4 separate regions of the Homo sapiens genome follow, and regions 1, 3 and 4 are each linked to region 2. A link is a contact called in ENCODE Hi-C data. All regions are on one chromosome and are shown on one strand. The core of a region is the stretch at or near the end of the contact, and the rest is flanking DNA. Distances in the headings are between cores, read along the strand shown. Region 1 has its middle 30 kb from the start of CPOX. Region 2 has its middle 220 kb from the start of COL8A1. Region 3 has its middle 9.2 kb from the start of GPR15. Region 4 has its middle 19 kb from the start of CPOX.

What was found. Hi-C counts contacts between places; a loop is a spot of excess contacts on that map. Pooled maps may share reads with other maps.
Region 1: a map with no recorded cell type shows a loop between it and region 2 (24-fold over the local background). The contact joins two enhancer-like sites. A Hi-C loop is called at or near these places in 1 of 168 maps with a recorded cell type or tissue (GM12878), 8 of 37 single-sample maps with no recorded cell type and 4 of 50 pooled maps.
Region 3: a map with no recorded cell type shows a loop between it and region 2 (9-fold over the local background). The contact joins two enhancer-like sites. A Hi-C loop is called at or near these places in 1 of 168 maps with a recorded cell type or tissue (GM12878), 7 of 37 single-sample maps with no recorded cell type and 4 of 50 pooled maps.
Region 4: a pooled map shows a loop between it and region 2 (26-fold over the local background). The contact joins two enhancer-like sites. A Hi-C loop is called at or near these places in 3 of 37 single-sample maps with no recorded cell type and 2 of 50 pooled maps.

Annotation. Positions count from the first base shown.
Region 1 is chr3:98,561,680-98,566,513 of GRCh38, reverse strand. No RefSeq gene overlaps it. Among named protein-coding and RNA genes, the nearest start is that of CPOX, 30 kb to the left of the region's middle. RefSeq lists a silencer at 3,079-3,138 and an enhancer at 4,193-4,242. Within about 2 kb of position 2,418, at least 10 of the 41 ENCODE cell types and tissues checked have a DNase peak (open chromatin) inside an H3K27ac peak, as active enhancers do; they include GM12878, where a contact is called at or near this core.
Region 2 is chr3:99,415,088-99,420,042 of GRCh38, reverse strand. No RefSeq gene overlaps it. Among named protein-coding and RNA genes, the nearest start is that of COL8A1, 220 kb to the left of the region's middle. RefSeq lists an enhancer at 1,178-1,317. Within about 2 kb of position 1,727, at least 3 of the 41 ENCODE cell types and tissues checked have a DNase peak (open chromatin) inside an H3K27ac peak, as active enhancers do; they include GM12878, where a contact is called at or near this core.
Region 3 is chr3:98,538,614-98,543,798 of GRCh38, reverse strand. No RefSeq gene overlaps it. Among named protein-coding and RNA genes, the nearest start is that of GPR15, 9.2 kb to the right of the region's middle. Within about 2 kb of position 3,223, at least 3 of the 41 ENCODE cell types and tissues checked have a DNase peak (open chromatin) inside an H3K27ac peak, as active enhancers do; they include GM12878, where a contact is called at or near this core.
Region 4 is chr3:98,610,211-98,614,974 of GRCh38, reverse strand. No RefSeq gene overlaps it. Among named protein-coding and RNA genes, the nearest start is that of CPOX, 19 kb to the right of the region's middle. RefSeq lists enhancers at 1,396-1,545, 1,856-1,925. Within about 2 kb of position 1,670, at least 3 of the 41 ENCODE cell types and tissues checked have a DNase peak (open chromatin) inside an H3K27ac peak, as active enhancers do.

The sequences.
Region 1 (4,834 bases), core at 1,169-3,668, 850 kb after region 2:
TGCCTTTAACCTCCACCTTGTCTTTCTTTTCCTTCCTACATGCACCCTTTCCATTTTCTCTAATTCCTGAAGCTTCAGTTATACTTCACTTTACTCCTTTTTTCTCACGCCTTCCGCTAAAGACACAGGATTCCCAAGGGGTCGTTAGGCCACGGGTTCCTATTTCCTGGGTTGGGTGAAATTCTTCTCCCTTCTGGTTGTTAACTACCGCTTTCAAATAAGTTCCTGGTCCATCTTGAGTGTCCCGCTTACATCTCCCCTAATGGCCCTTCCCCACCCTCTCCCTGTGCCCTACCCCTGGCTCTTTGTAAAAACTCCTTACATTGTTACAGGCCCATCGTGAACCATTTCTGCTAAAGGACTTTACGGTAGGAATTACCTTTGCTACATTAGGCCACGTTTTCTGGGTGCTGATGCAGCTGTATACAGGGTTACGTGAGTGCTTGTTTGAGTGTGTGTTATTGTCGTGAGAGTGGAGCAATAAAGACAGTCCCTGGGAAAAGTTTCCCAGGACCCAGTGGTCCAGTGTGTCTCTGCTACTAGAGGAAGAATGTGGTCCGCCACTCTACTTCTTGTTCCCTGAAGCCCAGACCACAGAGAGGGGTTGTGGGAATCAGTCTCTGCCTGGCAGGTTTTTGAAGCTTGTGAGGGGAAATAACTCTCTAGCTTTCTTTCAGATAGAAGAAAAAAAAAAAAAACAAAAATGAAATAAAAGTAAGACAAGTGGCTGTAACACAAAAAAACTTTATAGACAGAGATTCAAATATAAATCTGAATTGTTCACCCTTTTACTTTATAACCAGGCACCAGAGGACCCGTGAATGCATAATGATCATTTCTGAAATCTTTGGTAGTATTCCCATACAACCTGAGCCCATATTTCAGACCGGTCATAGCTGTGTGATTTAGGGGACGTCACACAGACTCTACTCTTAACTCCTCTGTAAAAGAGAATGAGTAATGTGTACCTCCAAAAATTACTGTGGGAAGTCAATAAAATAACATATGGGAAAGAGTTTTACAAGCTTTTAAGTGTTATGTGGACATTAGGTATTCAGGAAATCAGTTAAAGCCGCACTGAAGACATTAAAACAAACAATCAGATATTTGATACATAGAAAGCTGGGCAAATGACTGTTCAGCACTTTAAAGGTAGGAAGAAGAGGAGACTAGATCAGTCAGAGAGAAAGAGTTTAGTCATTTTCATATCATGATTCTTCCCTTCCCAGTGGAAAGTATATATGAGCATGTATGTTTATGTAATATAGATAGATGTGGCAGTAAATTGCCTTTCACTTTCTCTAGTCAAAATCAAAAATAATAATTTTTAAGCTAGGAAAATTCAGTAATTTGATGAGGGAATTTGGCTGGAAAAGTGAAAAACAATTCAAGGATAGGTATTTATAAATATATCAGAATATTATACATGTATTTTTGTATGCACATGTGTTTTATTTAGGAAGGAAATAACATGTTAACTTTTGCGTATCTTAATTTTTTATTCAGCATTGACTTCCCACCTGTTGTTTAACTTTTTCATTCTTTGTTTTTTTTTTTTTTTTTCCGTTGTGGTCAAGTGCGTATCGAAGACCACCTTAGCTTAGCTGAGAACGTTGTACTTGTGAAGCATTTGAATGTGGGCCACATCAAAGGTGAACAAAATAATTCATTTCCTGGCCCTGCTCAAGTATCCTCACCCTGAGAGTCTGCCCCTGTGGGCCACAACACTGCCACCCATAACAGTCACACCTCTCTTTAAACCCAGGTATATTTGGTATCTGTAACTCTCACCTGACTCTCACATAACAGTCAAATTATTTATCTCTTTGTAAACTTAAATTTACATTTATATGCTCCATCTCTCTTCACACCAGCTAGTGCTAATACCCAACACTGAGGGTGCCAGACAGTGTTCTAACATTACTTAAGTTAACTTAGTCAATATCTGAAATAACCCCGAGGAAGTTATTCTCATTGCATGCCTGAGAAAATTGAGGTGTGGAGGGTTGAAGTTTTTGCTCACCCCCACAGAGCCAAGTGCTGAGCAAAAGGTAGTCTGGGCTGGGTGCCGTGGCTCACACCTGCAATCCCAACACTTTGGGAGGCCAAGGCAGGCAGATCACTTGCGACCAGGAGTTTGAGACCAGCCTGGCCAACATGGTGAAACCCTGTTTAGTCTCTGCTAAAAATACAAAAGTTAGCCAGGTGTGGTGGCATGTGCCTGTAATCCCAGCTACTTGGGAGGCTGAGGCACGAGAATCACTTGAGCCTGGGAGGTGGAGGTTGCAGTGAGCTGAGATCACACAACTGCACTCCAGCCCGGGCGACAGAGAGGGACCCTGCCACAAAAAAAAAAAAAAAAAAAAAAAAAAAATAGTCTGGCCTCTGACATCACTCTCACCCAGAATTATGAAAGCTCAATAGGAATCAATACCTTGTCTCACAGTTTAGGTGCCTCCAGCCCCTAACCATTATTTGCATTCAAGAAAGGAACTGTAAATGTCTTATGGTTGTTACTCTTTGAAAACAAATCCTATAGTTATGGAAACAAACAAATAAAAAATGCTAGAGAACTTGTATTCTCCTAATACCATCTTTGATTAAGCTTTTACTGAGTTCAGAATTAAGGAATGTTAATGATACGAAAGCTTTTATAGCACTGATTTTTTTCAAAGTACCAACCTGTGGTTTGGTGACACAACTATAGAAACATGGATAGAAACTCCCTATTATGCAACAAACCACTTCCTGCATCTGTTTATTCATTTATTTGCAGTGTTTTAGCTAAACTCTTATCCACTTGTAGGGTCATATACTTGCAACTGTATCACTATATGTAGCATAAATATCACAAACTGCTGAAGAACATGGACTTGGTAGCTAGATTTTGAGGTTAGAATTCAATGTAATTCTGTATAAATAATACATACCTCAATAGGACAGTAGAAAAGATGACCTATGTTAACAAATGTAAAGCAATTAAAACAGTGCCAAGCACATAGTAAGTGCTTTATACATGTTTACTATTACTATTAAAACTCCAAAATTTCAGGAAATATACTTAGTTCAGCCTTCTGTAATCAGAAGTTTTGACTCAATTTAACCTGAGAGATAACAAAGTGAATGCCAGGCACGGTGGCTCACACCTGTAATCCCAGCACTTTGGGAGGCCGAGGCAGATGGATCATCTGAGGTCAGGAGTTTGAGACCAGGCTGGCCAACATGGTGAAACCCCATCTCTGCTAAAAATACAAAAATTAGCTGCGCTTGGTGGCACATGCCTGTCCCAGCTACTCAGGAGGCTGAGGCAAGAGAATCACTTGAACCTGGGAGGCAGAAGTTGCAGTGAGCAAAGATTGTGCCACTGCACTCCAGCCTGGGCGACAGAGCGAGACTCCACCTCAAGAAAAAAAAAAAGAAAGAAAGAAAAGAAGGAGGGAAAGAAAGAAAGAAAAAGAAGGAAAGAAAGAAAGAAAAGTGAAGCCTCTTTTCAGAGAACATCAGATCTTAGTTTTGGAAGGAAATCCAATTGTATGCTGCTCACACTTCTAATATACCTAAGAGGTAATAATAGTGATTCTGCTTGAACATTTCCAGTGATGGAGAACTTAACTACCCCTCAGAAAATTTCATTTTATAATTGGATAATTTAGTTATGAATAAACTTATATTTTATATTGAACAGAAATCTACCTTTCCGTAAATTCCACCTACTGGTTCCAGTGGTTAAATAGCAAAGCAGTGGTTTTTAAATTGTCTTGTGCAGAAATGTTTCAGAAGTTCTTAAAATGTTTGATCAAAATTTCATTTTTTTAAAAAGACATTTTTGAATCATTTGTTAAAACTGAAAAATTTAAAGGATGTGTAATATCCTTGGGAAGATTGCCTAACTTCTCCAATTCTCATCTTTTTCATCTACAAAATGAGTATAATTAGTAGATGAAAAATAAGTCTTCAATAAATGTTAACTGCATCTGTATAATTCTTATATTATTTGCATTTTGATACCAGCTATTAGAAGGCTTCCTTTAAAGCTCTGTGACTCAGAGGTCTTGTGGTTTCTCGCTGCAGACAATTCTCAGCTATCCTTTTCCTCAACTCAGTGGAGGATTTCTTTTGAGGGTTCAAACCCCCAACTTGGCCTTGTAATCAACTGAGCACAGGCTGACCTGGGTCTCCATCACTTCAAGGTAATCCACCAAGAGTGCTCACTCAACTCCCAGCCGCTACAGTTCCTGAAAATCTTCTAAGACAGGTGTTCAGATGCCCTGGCCTTGCTGTAATAGTAGTGGATGCTTTGGAAATCCACTGGAGCTGAGTTTTGCTAACACCAAGGTGCTGAGAGGTTTTCCACTGTGGTGTGATCCTGTGTAACTGCTGCCGACTGCATACCCTGCCATCCCTGCAGATTCTCAGCTTCCTGATTCTCTGATGGACCCTATGGCTTCAGAATAGGGAGAAATATGCCACAATAGAATTCTACTTTTGGGATAATTACCATCTTGTTAATCCAGCTTTGCAAAGGCTGAAGACTAGAGATTGGGTAGCTCTCAGTTCTCTATTCAGAAAACCAACGTATGTTTCTCCTGCCTACATACTCAGCTCCTCTGAGCAGGAGATAGTCAGGGAGAAGTCTGTCTGAGCTTGGCTCAAATGATATTCCCCTTTGGCTATGTGTCCTGTAGAGCTCTGTGGAGCATAATTTTGCTAGTTTTAAATATTATAAATGTAATACATTTTCATTGTAAGTTTTTTTTCAAACATTACTAGTATAAGTATACGGCATAAAATAAAAAGTTACATATCCCTACCACTATCTCACCCCCAGGTTTCA
Region 2 (4,955 bases), core at 478-2,977:
TGGGGATAAGGTCAGCAGGAAAACACGTGAACAAATGTCTCTGTGTCATAAACAAGGTTAAGAAAAAGGTGCTGTGTTTTGATGTGCACAGACATAAACATCTCGACGCATTAAAGAGCAGTATTGCCGCCAGCATCTCACCTCCAGCCTTAAGGTGGTTTTCTCCTATCTCAGTAGATGGAAAATATAATCGGGTTTTACACCTAGACATTCCATTGCACAGGGACGAGCAGGAGACAGATGCCTTCCTGTTATCTCAACTGCAAAGAGGCCTTCCTCTTTTACATGCAAGAGAAAAACCCATATAACAAAGAGTCCTCTTTTTATGAAGACATTTTCCACCTTCAGTTGAATTAAGATGAAATTACACAGAAAAATCATTTGTTATATTTGTGCTATAAAATGTCATATGTAACATCTGATTTATGACTACAAAGATCAATACAATGGCTCATTTAACATGAGGAAAATTTAATTAATAATTCAGTACTAGAGCAAACAAGAAGTATAATTAAAGAAATACCATTAAAAAGACTTGTCAATTGAACAAAAAGCTGACTGTTTTCCTTAGGAATGGAGAAACTAAAATGAAACATTTGCATTGAAGGGACCTGCTGGCTTTATAATCACATCTGCTAACCAGTCTGCATCCTTGGCTCACAAAGATCCCCATGACTGCTAAAAAAATAAAAGCAATGCTTTCAAAAACATTTCCCCTTCATGTAACCTAGCATATTTCAGCAGTCCGTGTTCCCAAAACTTGTGGTTGAAAAAATCTCAACTTCATGCCTACATTTCCTGAAAAGAAGATCAGCCCAGGGGTGAATCAGTAACACATGAAGCTTGCTCTCCAGACACAAATAGAAATACACATCAGAAAAAAACACTGGCATAAAGATGACAGAAACCTCATCATGTTGAGTTGAGAAGTCAATCCTATTATTAGTTAACAGAGATTGAGCGTCCTTTGGCACTGGATGGTGCCAACACCATTGCTAGGTGCTGTAGAGAACATAGAATTAGGCAAAGTCTTGCCCAGGGGGTTCATAATCACATCAGACAAACCAGACACTAACACAGTCCAGCAGTCTGGAGTGGAGAGAGCTGAGCTTACATGGGGAACCTAAGGTCAATCTGTCCATGAGAATTCTCAGTTTCACTCCAACTCTCTTGTGTCAGAAAAATCTGGGGAAAAACCTTTGACATACTATCATGTGATTTCCATTTCAACGTCACCCAGGAAGCCTGTTTTGCAAAGGAGTACAGTTGAGTTTTCACTTGTCATGTAACCGGGTTCAGAATAAATTCAGTGAAACTATTGGCTTAGTTTATTAGAGAAGGAAGGAAAAACTCACAAGGCCAGAGTTATTAGGAGGAGAAGTAAAGTTATGTAGGTGAACATCCCACAGAGAAGCCTGGGGGCCAGACTTCTGCTGAGCCTGTATTACATACTGTATAGATGACCATTTGGTGGTGGGTCTATTCTTACCTCCACTCTGTCATGAAAAGTCAAGGTTACATAAACGATATTGACAAGTGAGCTGGGCTGCTTGGCACCAGGTAGTCTGAATTTGACTTGTCAGTTGTTAACAGAAGATTTCTGGATGTATCAGTAACCCAGCTATTAGAAACACTGGAACCCGTCTGATATTCATAACATGAAAAACAGGATGTTGCTGTTCACATGGGAGTCTGAGATTAAAAAGCAGTAGTATGCATGTGAAAACTCTTCTCAAGGTTGGGTTAGATCATTTCCTGTCCTCCTATAGCACTTTAGTACTCACCACCATCATAGAATTAATACTCTGTGTTAAGGTAATTGCCTATTTGTATCTCTCCTTAGCACTTAGACAGTACATGATACATGGCAGGTTCCAATACAAATTTATAATAAATAAATGCTGTAACGAATGTAAGCAAGCTGTAACTCTGCATACTCTTTGAATTTCTGAAAAGAATTCAAGTATGATAAGTTTCAAAAATCTTCACACAGTCCTCCAATATCCTAACTTTTTTTTTTTAAAGACAGCCCATGGGCCCCAGTTTTACATTTAAAATGTAGGATGTTTTTCATAGTTGGTTGGAATAACAAGAGTATCAATTTCCTCATCTAGTCCATAGTTCCATGTATACATAACCAGGTATGCATTGTATACATGGAATTCCTTCATGCTATTTTTTTTGTATATAACAGTGCCTATGTAATTTGAACTCAGAATAGTAACTGTTTGTGAATTTAAGAGCCATGTGGTATTTAAATAACAATTCTACTTCTTTAAAGTTCCTTCAAGATATTTTGCAGATTTTTAATAGAGAAAATGACTTTTAAGAAACCATGTGTGAAGGTAATATAGACAGACTAGCTTCCAGTAAGAGTAATGGATTCTTATCCAGACTGCCTCGGAGTCCATCAGCTGGTGACAGACAGAAGAGCAGAAGTGTGCCCCAAATGTCATGTAAACATGTTAGTTCTAACAACTAAGCCAAACCCAACATTGCTGAAGCTAAAGTGAATTAAAGGACCTGCCATACATATGTGGGTTATTCCCCCTCCCTGAGAAATAGGGCATGGGAAAAGTTTGGCTTTCTGAAAACATCAAAAATAGCTAGAAAGGAAATATTTCTTTAGTTCTCTAATGGGCTGAAAAGGTAGAGGTTTATAATTTAATCTTAAACCAGTCTCTCATATCTAATATTTTGGGAAAATGCTGTCTTGTGCTGGGTTGAAGACCCTTTTTAGAGATTTTTTCATTAATAAGCAAACAGATTGGTCTTTTTTAAGTGCAAGATCTTTACGCTTGGGTATGACTGTTTTCCTGGATTTAAAATAATTCCCATGTACTTTATTTCAGTTGTGTGGAGAAAAGTATATTTTACAGAAACACTCTTTTCTAGGAAATAAAATACCATGGAAGAATTATATAACTGGAACACAATTTCAAAAATCAACTTATCTAATCTACACGTTTAGACATTAGAAATCTTTGGTTGTGAAAGTTAATACCCAAGGTCATATGGCTTCTGAGTGGTGTTACTGGACAAGAACTTATGTCCAATGCTGTACTCCTTTCTTTAAAAATAATTATTCTTTGGGAGGCCAAGGCGTGTAGATCATGAGGTCAGGAGATTGAGACCATCCTGGCCAACATGGTGAAACCCCGTCTCTACTAAAATACAAAAAATTAGCCAGGCGTGGTGGCGCTCGACTGTAGTTTCAGTTACCCCAGAGGCTGAGGCAGGAGAATGGCATGAACCAGGGAGGCGGAGGTTGCAGTGAGCCGAGATCACACCTCTGCACTCCAGCCTGGCAAGACTGTCTCAAAAAAAAAAAAAAAATTGTTCTATTGTTTCTTAAACTTTTAATGTTGAGATAATTATAGATTCGTGTGTGGTTGTAACAAATGACACAGAGAAGTTCAATCTACCCTTTATCCAGTTTTCCCCAATGTTAACATCTCACAAAACTATACTGTAATATCACAATCAGAATACTGACATTGATACAATAGACATATAGAACATTTACATCACAACAGGGATTCCTCATGTTGCTTCTTACAGCCACACCCACTTCCCTCTTACCCCATTCAACTCCTTAATCCCTGAAAAGTAATTATAGTAATTTGTTCTTTATTTCTATTGTATTGTCATTTTAAAAATGTTATATGAATGGAGTCATACAGTATATAACCTTAGAAACTGATTTTTTTTCACTTGGTTTAATTTTCTGGAGATTCATTGAGACTGTCATGTGTATCAGCAATGTTCCCCCCACCTCCTTTTTTTTTCTTCTGAGTACTCTGTGCTATGATTGTATCACAGTTTGTTTAACCATTTACCTGTTGAGGGAACATCTAGGTTGTTTCCAGTTTTGGGTTAATATGAATATATTTGTGGTAAACATTCAGTAGAGGTTTTTTGTGTACATAAGTCTTTATTTCTTTGGGATAAATTCCCAAAAGGTTCCCAAAGGTATAACTTATGGGTTGTATGATAAGCACATTTTTAATTTTAGAAGAAACTGTCAAACTTTTTCGTAGTGGCTGGACAATTTTACATTCCCACCAGCAATACGTGAGTGATCTAGTTTCTCTATACCCTTGCCAGCATTTTGCATTGTCACTACTCTTATATTTTTATAATTCTAAGAGGCAGGTAGTGATATCTCATTGTGGCTTTAATTTGTATTTCCCTAATGACAAATGAAGTCGAATATTTTTCCATGTGATTATTTTCCATCTGTGTATCTTTGTATCTTCAGTGAATGGGTCTTTATACCCTTTGCCCATGTTCTAACTGGATTTTTTGGTTTGTTTGTTTATTTATTTATTACTGTTTAGTTTTGAGGGTTATTTATACATGTAGATATGGATCCTTTGTCAGATATGTGGCTTACACATATTTTCTCCCAGTCTCTAGTAGGTCTTTTCATCCTCTTTACAAGGTCTTTCACAGAACAAAAGTTTTGAACATTGGTGAGGTACAGTGTACCAGTGGTTTCCTTTATAAATTGTGATTTTGGTATCAAGTCTAAGAACTCTTTGTCTAGGTTTAGATTCCAAAGATTTCCTTCTATGTTTTTATATAATTCTTATAATTTTATGTTTTAATTTATGGCCATGATCTATTTTAAGTTTATTTTTATATAAGGTATGAGACTTAGGTTGAGGTTTATTTTCTTCCTAAAAATATCCAACTGCTCCGGGACTATTTTTTGAAAACACTGTCTTTCCTCCATTGAAATAGTTAGCACATTTAGCAAAAGTCAATTGGCCATATTTGTATGAGTCTATTTCTGGGTTTTCTATTCTGTTTCAATTTATCTATCTATCCTCTACATTACTCACAGTCATGATTATTATAGGTATAGAATATGTCTTAAAATTGGGTAGACCAATTCCTCTCATTTTATTTATCTTTTTCAACACTGCTGTAGCTATTCCAATTCTTTTGCC
Region 3 (5,185 bases), core at 1,974-4,473, 880 kb after region 2:
ATAAATGGCAAATTCAGTTCTGTCAGTGTTCTTTAACCACAATGCTATCTTACCCTCCCAATGGTAACAGTTAAGTCATAACAAAAATTATAAATTGATGATTTAAACATTTTATATCATGATAGTTGAGATAACTCTGTTCTTTTTAGGAAGTGCCAGCAATGGAAAATTAGTCAGAATAGCATTTTGACATCTGTCTTATTTCATTTTCTGCTGCTATAACAGAATATCACAGATTAGGTAATTTATAAACCAAAGAAGTTTGTTTGGCTCATGGTTCTGGAAGCTGGGAAATCCAAGAGCATGGTGCTGGTATCTGCTGAGGGTCATCCCATGACTGAAGAGCAGAAGGTGGAAGGGCAAAAGAAAGGGAAACAGACAGCCAAAGTCCCATGATAACTAACCTATTCCCATAATAATGGCCTTAATTCATTCATAGGGTGGAGCCCCGACCCAATCACCTCCTAAAGGTCCCACCTCTCAACACTGTCACAGTGGCAATTAAATTTCAACATGAGTTTTGGCAGGGACACTTAAACCACAGCACTTCATCCCTGTTGCCCCAAAATTCATCTTATTCTTATGTGCAAAATACATTCATTCCATCTTGATAGCCCTCAAAGTCTTAACTCATTCTGGCATCAACTCAAAAGTCTCATCTAAATCAGACACTCAACCTACAATTTATCTTGAGGCTAATACTCTCCAGCTGTGAGCCTGTGAAATGAAAACAAGTAATCTACTTCCACGATACAATGGTGAGATCCGACACAATGGTGAGATAGGCATAGAATAGACATTTCCATTCCAAAAGAGAGAAGCAGGAAAGAAGGGGTAACTGGTCCCAAGCAAGTCCAAAACCCTTCAGGGAAAGCAACATTAAGTCTTAAATTTAGAGAATAGTCTCCTTTGGCTCCATGTCCTGCATCCGGGGCACACTGAGGTGGGAGTTGGGCTCCCAAGGCCTCTGACAGCCCTGTCCCTATGACTTTGCTGGGCTCAGTCCATGCTTTAGCTGTCCCAAGCTGGAGTTTCACACTGGTATCCTATAGTTCTGTAATCTTGGGGGTCACTACACTTCCACAGCTCCACCAGGCATTACACTTTGAAACCTAAATGGAGGCAGTCATGCCTCACAGCTCTTGCATTCTTCATGCTTACAGACTAAATACCACACGGGCATTGCCAAAGCTTATGGCGTGTACCTTCTGGAGCAGTGGGGCTGAGCCAAAACAGAGCAACAGCCTTTATAGAAGTTATCTTCTGATCAATTGTTTGACTTCATAATCCCACTCTCAGTCTCTCTCAAAAGTGCATAGTCACATAAGTTACTTATTATCTAATGTGGAATATAGGTTTGGAGTTTGTGGAAAGATTTATAATACCCTGGCAATAGCCGGTGGAACTCCTGACTATCACACAGTGATTAGAAATCACTATTTTTGGTCCAATACTAGGCATATTGGACCTGAATTCAGAAAAGTTTTCCATTTAAATAGAAAATCAATGTTACACCAAGAAAGGGCTGAAGTAAAGGATATTGCATCAGTTATTTCTCTACTCAAGTACAGCTGGAATGATCAAAAAAGTTAAAGGACAGTGGCAAGATTGCTCCTGATGACTGTAATAGACTCCCTGTCCCTCATAGTTACAGCATATCATAAACAAAAGACATTCAAGCAAAAGTATGAATATAAAAATTTAATATTTAACATTTTAAATGTTTTTCATTTTTATTTTAATCAATGGTGAGATTTTTCTAGCATGTTCAGTTTAGTTCAACAATGATGAGTGCTTGATATGGAAGAAGCCAAGCATATGGCTACAAAAAATGAAGATGTGGCTTCTTCTCTTCCCCCATCCCCAGGGTGGAGGGAGCTCTCTTCCTACCTGGTGGACAGACATGGCACCAGATGAGTCACTATGCAGGATGCAATAGTTGCTGTGCTAAGAGACATTATGGGAGAATAAAGGTCCTGCCTGCATGCTGAAATGTTCATCACCATTTTCAAATTTTAAATGCATAGCAGTTCTAAAACTGTTGCTTTTAAGGAATTGGGTACTTGTAAAGGAAACAGCGGGTCATCCTAGAAAGAAACAGATGATTACTAGGGGAGGTCTCAAGGCCAATGTAGGGATTATACTCACAGATCAGAAACACAGTAATTGAAAAACTAGAGGACCTACAACTCAGAAATGATGTTTTATAATAAATTTAGCTACTATTTTTATCTTGGGTACTTCATTGAAAGCCTAAACTAAATTTTAGCTTTTTTTATTACTACAAAATTAATGCATTTTTTTTTGGAAAATACAAGTAATAATAAATATAAAAATCACTTGTAACTTCACAAAGTTAACATTTTGCTGTATAGGGTTCCAGTATTTTTGCATTCATATATGAATAAAATAGTCACAAATAATGTGGTCATCCTATAGATATAGTTTTGTAGTCTGCTTTTTTCACTTAATTTCATTGGATTTATTATTAAGGTCTTTCCACTTCAGTATATGGTACAGTATTTTTAAAGGCTGCATAGTATTCCATTGTAAGAAAGTGCATGAATTTTAATTTACTCAGTCAATTTGGACATTTGGATTGTTTTCACTTTCCTGCTTTTATGAACAATGCTGCAATAAAAATACATGTGCATATGTCTTTTCACCTGGCCGTAATGATTTTTTAGGGCAAAATCTTGGAAGTGGAATTGCTTTTGATATAGGTTTCTAAATTTTTTCTACAAAGCTTAATCAATTTACACTCAATAAGCTTCCCTCACACCCGCAGACCCAATCCTGGTCAACCTTAGTATTTAATGTTTCACTCTTTGTCAGTTTAATAGGTAAAACCATATTTTGTTTTTTTTAATATTATGTATCATGCTAAATATAAATTTACAAACTTTTTGGCAGTATTCTTTTCTATGTTTGAATTATTATAGGAAAGACACATTGATTTGAAATCCTGAGGACTAAGTTATACAGTTCTGAATTGACTTTTACTCAATTCTTTACTGATTTTCCGATTTTTAAGCTATTTCTATTAACATACACAAGTCAGGTCTGAATTGCATAAACATCTTTTTTATTAGAAATAAGGTAGCCATTCTCATCTATCTTCAAGTGCTCTGAATCTGTATTTTTGCTTTAAACATGAAACCACAGGCCAAGTTTCGTTTCTCATTTACCACTTCTCCACCTGAGTTGTCAGTTTTGCTTTTGCTCTAACTCAAGGCCAAATGAAAGGGCATCTCATTAAATCACTGTGCTGGGCAAGGTTCATGTAAAGTTATCTACTTTGCTTTGCATACTTTTTTTTAGTTTGTCATTTGGAAATAAATTTAAACCTAATACTGTTCAAGATGTGTTCTTGTGTTTAAAATAATGAGTCTATACGTTTAAAGTCTTAAAGATTTTTAAGACTCGAGAGTCTTAACATCTATAAAGACAATGATAGCATTTTCATTTGAGGATGCTAATGTGAACACTTTAAGGAAATGTAACAATGTTTAGGAAATAACCATATCAAAATGACAATTACATAAGTGACTTGTATATGGACTAAGTATGGGCTTCTCCTAAACATTGGAAAAGACCAAGGAAAGTTATTTGACTTGTAATTTTCATTGCATATACCGGGCTCTTCTTGGGTGTCACTATTTCATTCTTTGATTAAAAAAAATAAACAACTATGTGGATTCTAAACTCCATGAAAAACAAGTTCTGCTTCTACCTTTTTAACTCCTATAGAGTCGAATAAAGTGATATACATATATCACTATATATATTTATTGTGAACAAATACAAATATATATATATATATATTTGTTCAACCTTTTTTTTTTTTTTGAGATGGAATTTCGCTCTTGTTGCCCAGGCTGGAGTGCGATGGTGTGATCTCAGCTCACTGCAACCTCCACCTCCCGGCTTCAAGCAATTCTCCTGCCTCAGCCTCCCGAGTAGCTGGGATTACAGGCATTTGGCACCATGCCCAGCTAATTTTGTATTTTTAGTAGAGACAGGGGGTTTCTCCTTGTTGGTCAGGCTGATCTGGAACTCGTGGCCTCAGGTGATCCACCTGCCTTGGCCTCCCAAAATGCTGGGATTATAGGCGTGAGCCATCACGCCCCGCCTCAACTTTTTTTTTTTTTTTTTTTACGTAGAGATGGGGTCTCACTATGTTGACCAGGCTGGTCTCAAACTCTTAGCCTCGAGTGATCCTCCCATCTCGGCCTCCCAAAGTACTGGGATTACAGGCCTGAGCCACTATGTCCAGCCATGTTCAACTCTTTAGTAGAAATTTCAATCCATTTATATGCTTTTTGTAATTGCTGATATATTTATGCATACATATGCCATTTTATTTTGTGTTCTTTATTTACTATGCTTTTTCTTTGCTTTATTTTCTCCTTTCTTGTATTCTGTATTTTGTTAGTGGATAAAATAGTTAAATTCATCTCAAGTACTTCAGTCTGAATATTAACAGCAACATTCAACAGATGCTTTTCAGCTGCAACTGTATACAGTATGTTTGTGTGTTTGTGTATGTGTATAAGAGAAAGAAAGAGGCTGGGTGCAGTGGCTCATGCCTGTAATCCCAGAACTTTGGGAGGCCAAGGTGGGCGGATCACTTGAGGTCAGGAGTTTGAGACCAGCCTGGCCAAAATGGTGAAACTCCATATCTGCTAAAAATACCAAAAAAAAAAAAAAAAAAAAAGGAGCCTAGCATAGTGGCGCATGCCTGTAATCCAGCTACTCGGGAGGCTGAGGCAGGAGAATCACTTGAATCCTGGAGGCGGAGGTTGCAGTGAGTCAAGATCGTGCCTCTGCACTCCAACCTGGATGACAGAATGAGTGAGACTCCATCTCAAAAAAAAAAAAAAAAAAAAAAAAAGAGAAAAAAGATATTTTGTGAATGTGTAACTGCAATATGCCTGTTTTAGAATCCACCAGTTACAATAAAAAGATTTAACAATTTTTATGGTTGTCATAGTGTATTGTGTACGATAGACATTTTGCATTCACAGTTTGATGTTTGAGATTTTGACTGAAACTCCACAGTTGTATGACATAAAAAGCAGACATTTAAACCACTGACCTATGAGGTGATGCGGAATGAGTCACTTAACTAGTGAGTCAGGCCAAACACTTAGGATAGATATCTCCTTTCAACTTTTCTTTTTAT
Region 4 (4,764 bases), core at 421-2,920, 810 kb after region 2:
CTAAACCATATTTAAATCTTCAAATAAGGACAATAATAAGGTTATACCTCTACCTAACATGAGGTATGGAATTATGTGGGTACAACTGAAAATGCACCAATCCTTTCCCCAGAAGAAGATGCAAAGTCTTTGGCTGATATTTACTCTTCTTGATGTCCTGTAACTTACACACTGTGATGCAACATTAATAATACTTAAATTCTATGATATAAAGTCAATATATCTTATGTTACATGTTAAGGTGATAAGAAAGGAAAAATATTTGCTTTGTACACACACATACAAATGTATTTATAACAAAAATGAGCAAATATGACAATTATAGTTCTGATTTTGGTAACTGGTCATGTGGTCATAGCTGGTATTTGTAACTACCTACCTTCTTCCACTCTACCTCCAATATTCCCTTTGCCTCAGCAAGTCCCTCAGTTGGCTGTGGTTCTTTACCTGGTGAGGTGACATGAACCTTTGAAGGATTTAATGTTATTTGATTAGATTGAAAATGACATATTCAAATTTTTTTCTAGCATATAGAATTTATTTTTATGTATTGACTCTGCATCCAATATCTTAGCAAATGCATCTATTAATTAAAAAATTATCTCTCCTTTTTTTGGAAGTTTTACATGTATAGCCATGTTATCTGTGAATACTGACAGTTTTAATTCTTCTTTTCCTGATCTTATAATTTTTATGTCATTATCTTGCTTTATTGCACTAGCTAGAACTTCTAATAGAGTGCTGGATAAAAGTGGTGAGAACAGGTACTTGTCTTGTTCATGATATTGAAGAAAAACTTTTAATATTTTCACATGAAGTATAATGTTTGTTGTATGTATTTAGAACTATTTTTTTAAATCAAATTTGGAAGTTCTAACCTATCCCTACTTTGCTAGGAGTTTTTTAAATTGTATTTTATTTTAACATAATTGTGATTAACATGTAGTTGTAAGAAATAATGCAGAGAAATCCTATGTTTTCTTTACCAGTTCCTTTCAATTATAATATATTTAAAAATGATGGTACCAAAAAAATGGCAGATAGGAGGCAGGACTAACTTGCAGTTCCCACTTGGATGGACAGAGCAGCATGTGGAGACTCACACTGCGAACTTTTGCTCTAAGAACTACCACAGGAATGTATCAGGAGTGCCGAGAGAATCCACAGACTCTGTAAAGGAAGTGGATTGGCGCTGCAGGTTCCGTGAGACAGCTGAAAAACTGTGAGTGCCCAAAGTGTGAAAGTGTGAAAGGGGGATCATCTGCTCTGCCCCCAAACACACATCCTCACTGGGGAACCTGAAGGCCCAAATCATGGGAGAAGTATTTGACCTTACCTGGAGCTGAGACAAATTTAGAGAGCCAGTGAAATACAGGGGTCTCTACTTCTAAGCAACAGGAAGAGCACTGTGGGCACTCTCGGTCCCCAGGAAAGCCATTTCTGACTTTGCTCACAGGGGTCCTTAGGGAGGGCTGCCTGTGAAATTGGGGAAAGACCACAGGGAGAAGGAAACTTTCAGCTGAGCTTTGTAACAATTTCAACCCAATGTGAAGTTTTTGGGACGGAACCCGGAGAAAGGGAGGAACTGAGAGTGCGGACTCAGCACAGAAGCTGTGGCAGGCGGGGAGGCATGAAACCTGAAAGCCCTGCTTTCGTTCTCAGTGGAGGGGCTTGCAGCCTGGGACAAGTTCTCAGCCCTGCTCACTGGCCGCCTGGCTATAAACTTGGTGCTGTTGTGGGGGCAGGGTGGGAGTGAGACTGGCCTTTCTGGCTGTGTGGGAACTTGGTAAGGCCTGTAACCACTAGCTTTCCCCCACTTCCCTGGTGAACTGCATGACACAGCACAGACAGCCATAATTGCCCTGGGAACATAACTCCATTGGACTGAGAACCACACCCTCATCCCCTACAGCAGCTGCAGCAAGCCCTGCCCAAGGAGAGTCTGAGCTCAGACACCCCTAACCCTGCCCCAACCTGATGGTCTTTCTCAACCCACCCTGGTAGCCAGAGATAAAGAACATAATCTGTCCGGAGCTCTACGGCCCCACCCACCACCTGAGAAACCCAAATTCTTATCCAGGTGTCACTAGGGAAAGCCTGTATCCTCCTTCCCTATACTACCTACAGCTGATGCTCTCTTGTAAGCGCCACCTCCTGGCTGGAGGCCAACCAACACAAAACTTATCCAGACAACCCTAGGGCAAACTTGTATCCTCCCTATACTATTGCTGTTGAAAGACCTGAAGACAGATCACATCACAGCACCCTTTGCCAACACTCCCTAGTACCAGCCCAGAACTCGGAAGCTCCACTAGGTGGCCAGACCCAGAAGAGAAATAACAATCACTGCCGTTAAGCTCTCAGGAAGCCCCATCCCTAGGGGAAGGGGGAACAGCACCACATCAAGGGAACACCCTGTGGGACAAAAGAATCTTAAAGCAGCCCTTGAGCCCCAGATCTACCCTCTGACATAGTCTACCCAAATAAGAAAGAACCAGAAAAACAATTCTGGTAACATGACAAAACAAGGTTTTTTTTTTTTTTTTTTTTTTTTTTTTTTTTAAATCACCCCCAGAAGATCATACCAGCTCACCAGCAATGGATCCAAACCAAGAAGAAATCTCTGAATTGCCAGGAAAAGAATTCAGAAGGTCGATTTATTTTATTATTTTATTTTATTTTATTGAGACAGTGTCTCACTGTGTCCCCCAGGATGGAGTGCAGTGGTGCAATCTTGGTTCACTTCAACCTTTGCCTCCCGGCTTCAAGTGATTATCCTGCCTCAGCCTCCTGAGTAGCTGGGACTACAGGCACACGCAACAACACCCGGCTAATTATTGTATTTTTATTAGAGATAGGGTTTTGCCATGTTGGCCAGGCTGGTCTCAAACTCCTGACCTCAGATGATCTGCCCGCCTTGGCCTCCCAAAGTGCTGGGATTACAGGCATGAGCAACCATGCCTGGCCCAGAAGGTCGATTATTAAGCTACTTAAGGAGGCACCAGAGAAAGGTGAATATCAACTTAAAGAAATCTTAAAAATGTTACAGGACATGGATGGAAAAATTTCCAGAGAAGTAGATGGCATAAATAAAAAAAATCTCAACTTCTGGAAATGAAGAACACACTTAGAAAAATGCAAAATACACTGGAAATTCTCAGCAATAAAATTGAACAAGTAGAAGAAAACAGTTCAGAGCTGGAAGACAAGGCTCTTGAATCAACCCACTCCAACAAAGACAAAGAAAAAATAATTTAAAAAATGAACAAAGCATCCAAGAAGTTTGAGATTATGTTAAATGAACAAACCTGAGAATAATTGGTGTTCCCAAAAAAGGAGAGATATCTAAAAGTTTGGAAAACTTATTTTAGGGAATATTTGAGGAAAACTTCCCTGGCCTTGCTAGAGATCTAGACATCCAAATACAAGAAGCTCAAAGAACACCTGGGAAATTCATTGCAAAAAGATCATCACCTAGGCACATAGTCATCAGGTTATCTAAAATCAAGACAAAGAAAATAATCTTAAGAGCTGTCAGGCAAAACCAGTAGGTAGCCTATAAAGGAAAACCTGTCAGCTTAATGGCTAATTTCTTTGCAGAAACCCTACAAATTAGAAGGGATTGGGGTCCTATTTTTAGCCTCCTTAAACAAAACAATTATCAGCCAAGAATTTTGTATCCAGAAAAACTAATCTTTATAAATGAATAAACAAATGCTGAGAGAATTCATCACTACCAAGCCAGCACTACAAGAACTGCTAAAAGGAGCTCTAAATCTTGAAACAAATCCTTGAAATACACCAAAATAGAACCTCCTTAAAGCATAAATCTTACAGGACCTATAAAACAAAAACACAATAAAACAACAACAGCAGCAACAAGTTATTCAGGCAACAGATAACACAATGAATAGAATAGTACCTCACATCTCATTACTAACGTTGAACGTATTAATAAATGGCCTAAATGCTCCACTTGAAAGATACAGAATGGCAGAATGGGTAAGAATTCACCAACCAAGTATCTGCCATCTTCAAGAGGCTTATCTAACACATAAGGACTCACATAAACTTAAGGTAAAGGGATGGAAAAAGACATTCCATGCAAATGGACACCAAAAGCAAGCAGGAGTAGCCATTCTTACATCAGACAAAACAAACTTTTAAGCAACAGCAGTCAAAAAAGACAAAGAAGGACATTATATAATGATAAAAGGACTAGTCCAACAGGAAAATATCACAATCCTAAATATATATGCACCAAACACTGGAGCTCCCAAATTTATAAAACAATTACTACTAGACCTAAGAAATGAGATAGCAACACAATAATAGTGGGGGGCTCCAATACTCCATTGACAGCACCAGACAGGTCATCAAGACAGAAAGTCAACAAAGAAACGATGGACTTAAACTATACCATAAAACAAATGGACTTAACAGATATTTAGATATTTTAAATGGGTGAATTGTGTAGTACGTGAATTACATCTTCATAAAATTATTAATAAATCTGTTATGTGTAAAAATCAAAAGTAACTTATAAACTGCATTAATTGTAAGTACAAAAGGAGTTCAAAGAAAGTGAGACTTGTAGTGTCAAAAAAAAAGCAAACATTCATGCTGTTTTTAGTAATCCCTTTCTTCTTTTGATGAAAATGAGTTGTTTTTCATATTTGCATCTATCCTTTTTGTGTTTTTAGAGAAAAGCATAACATTTAGATGATTTCATATTTTGAACATTGAGTCATATGATTATAAGGT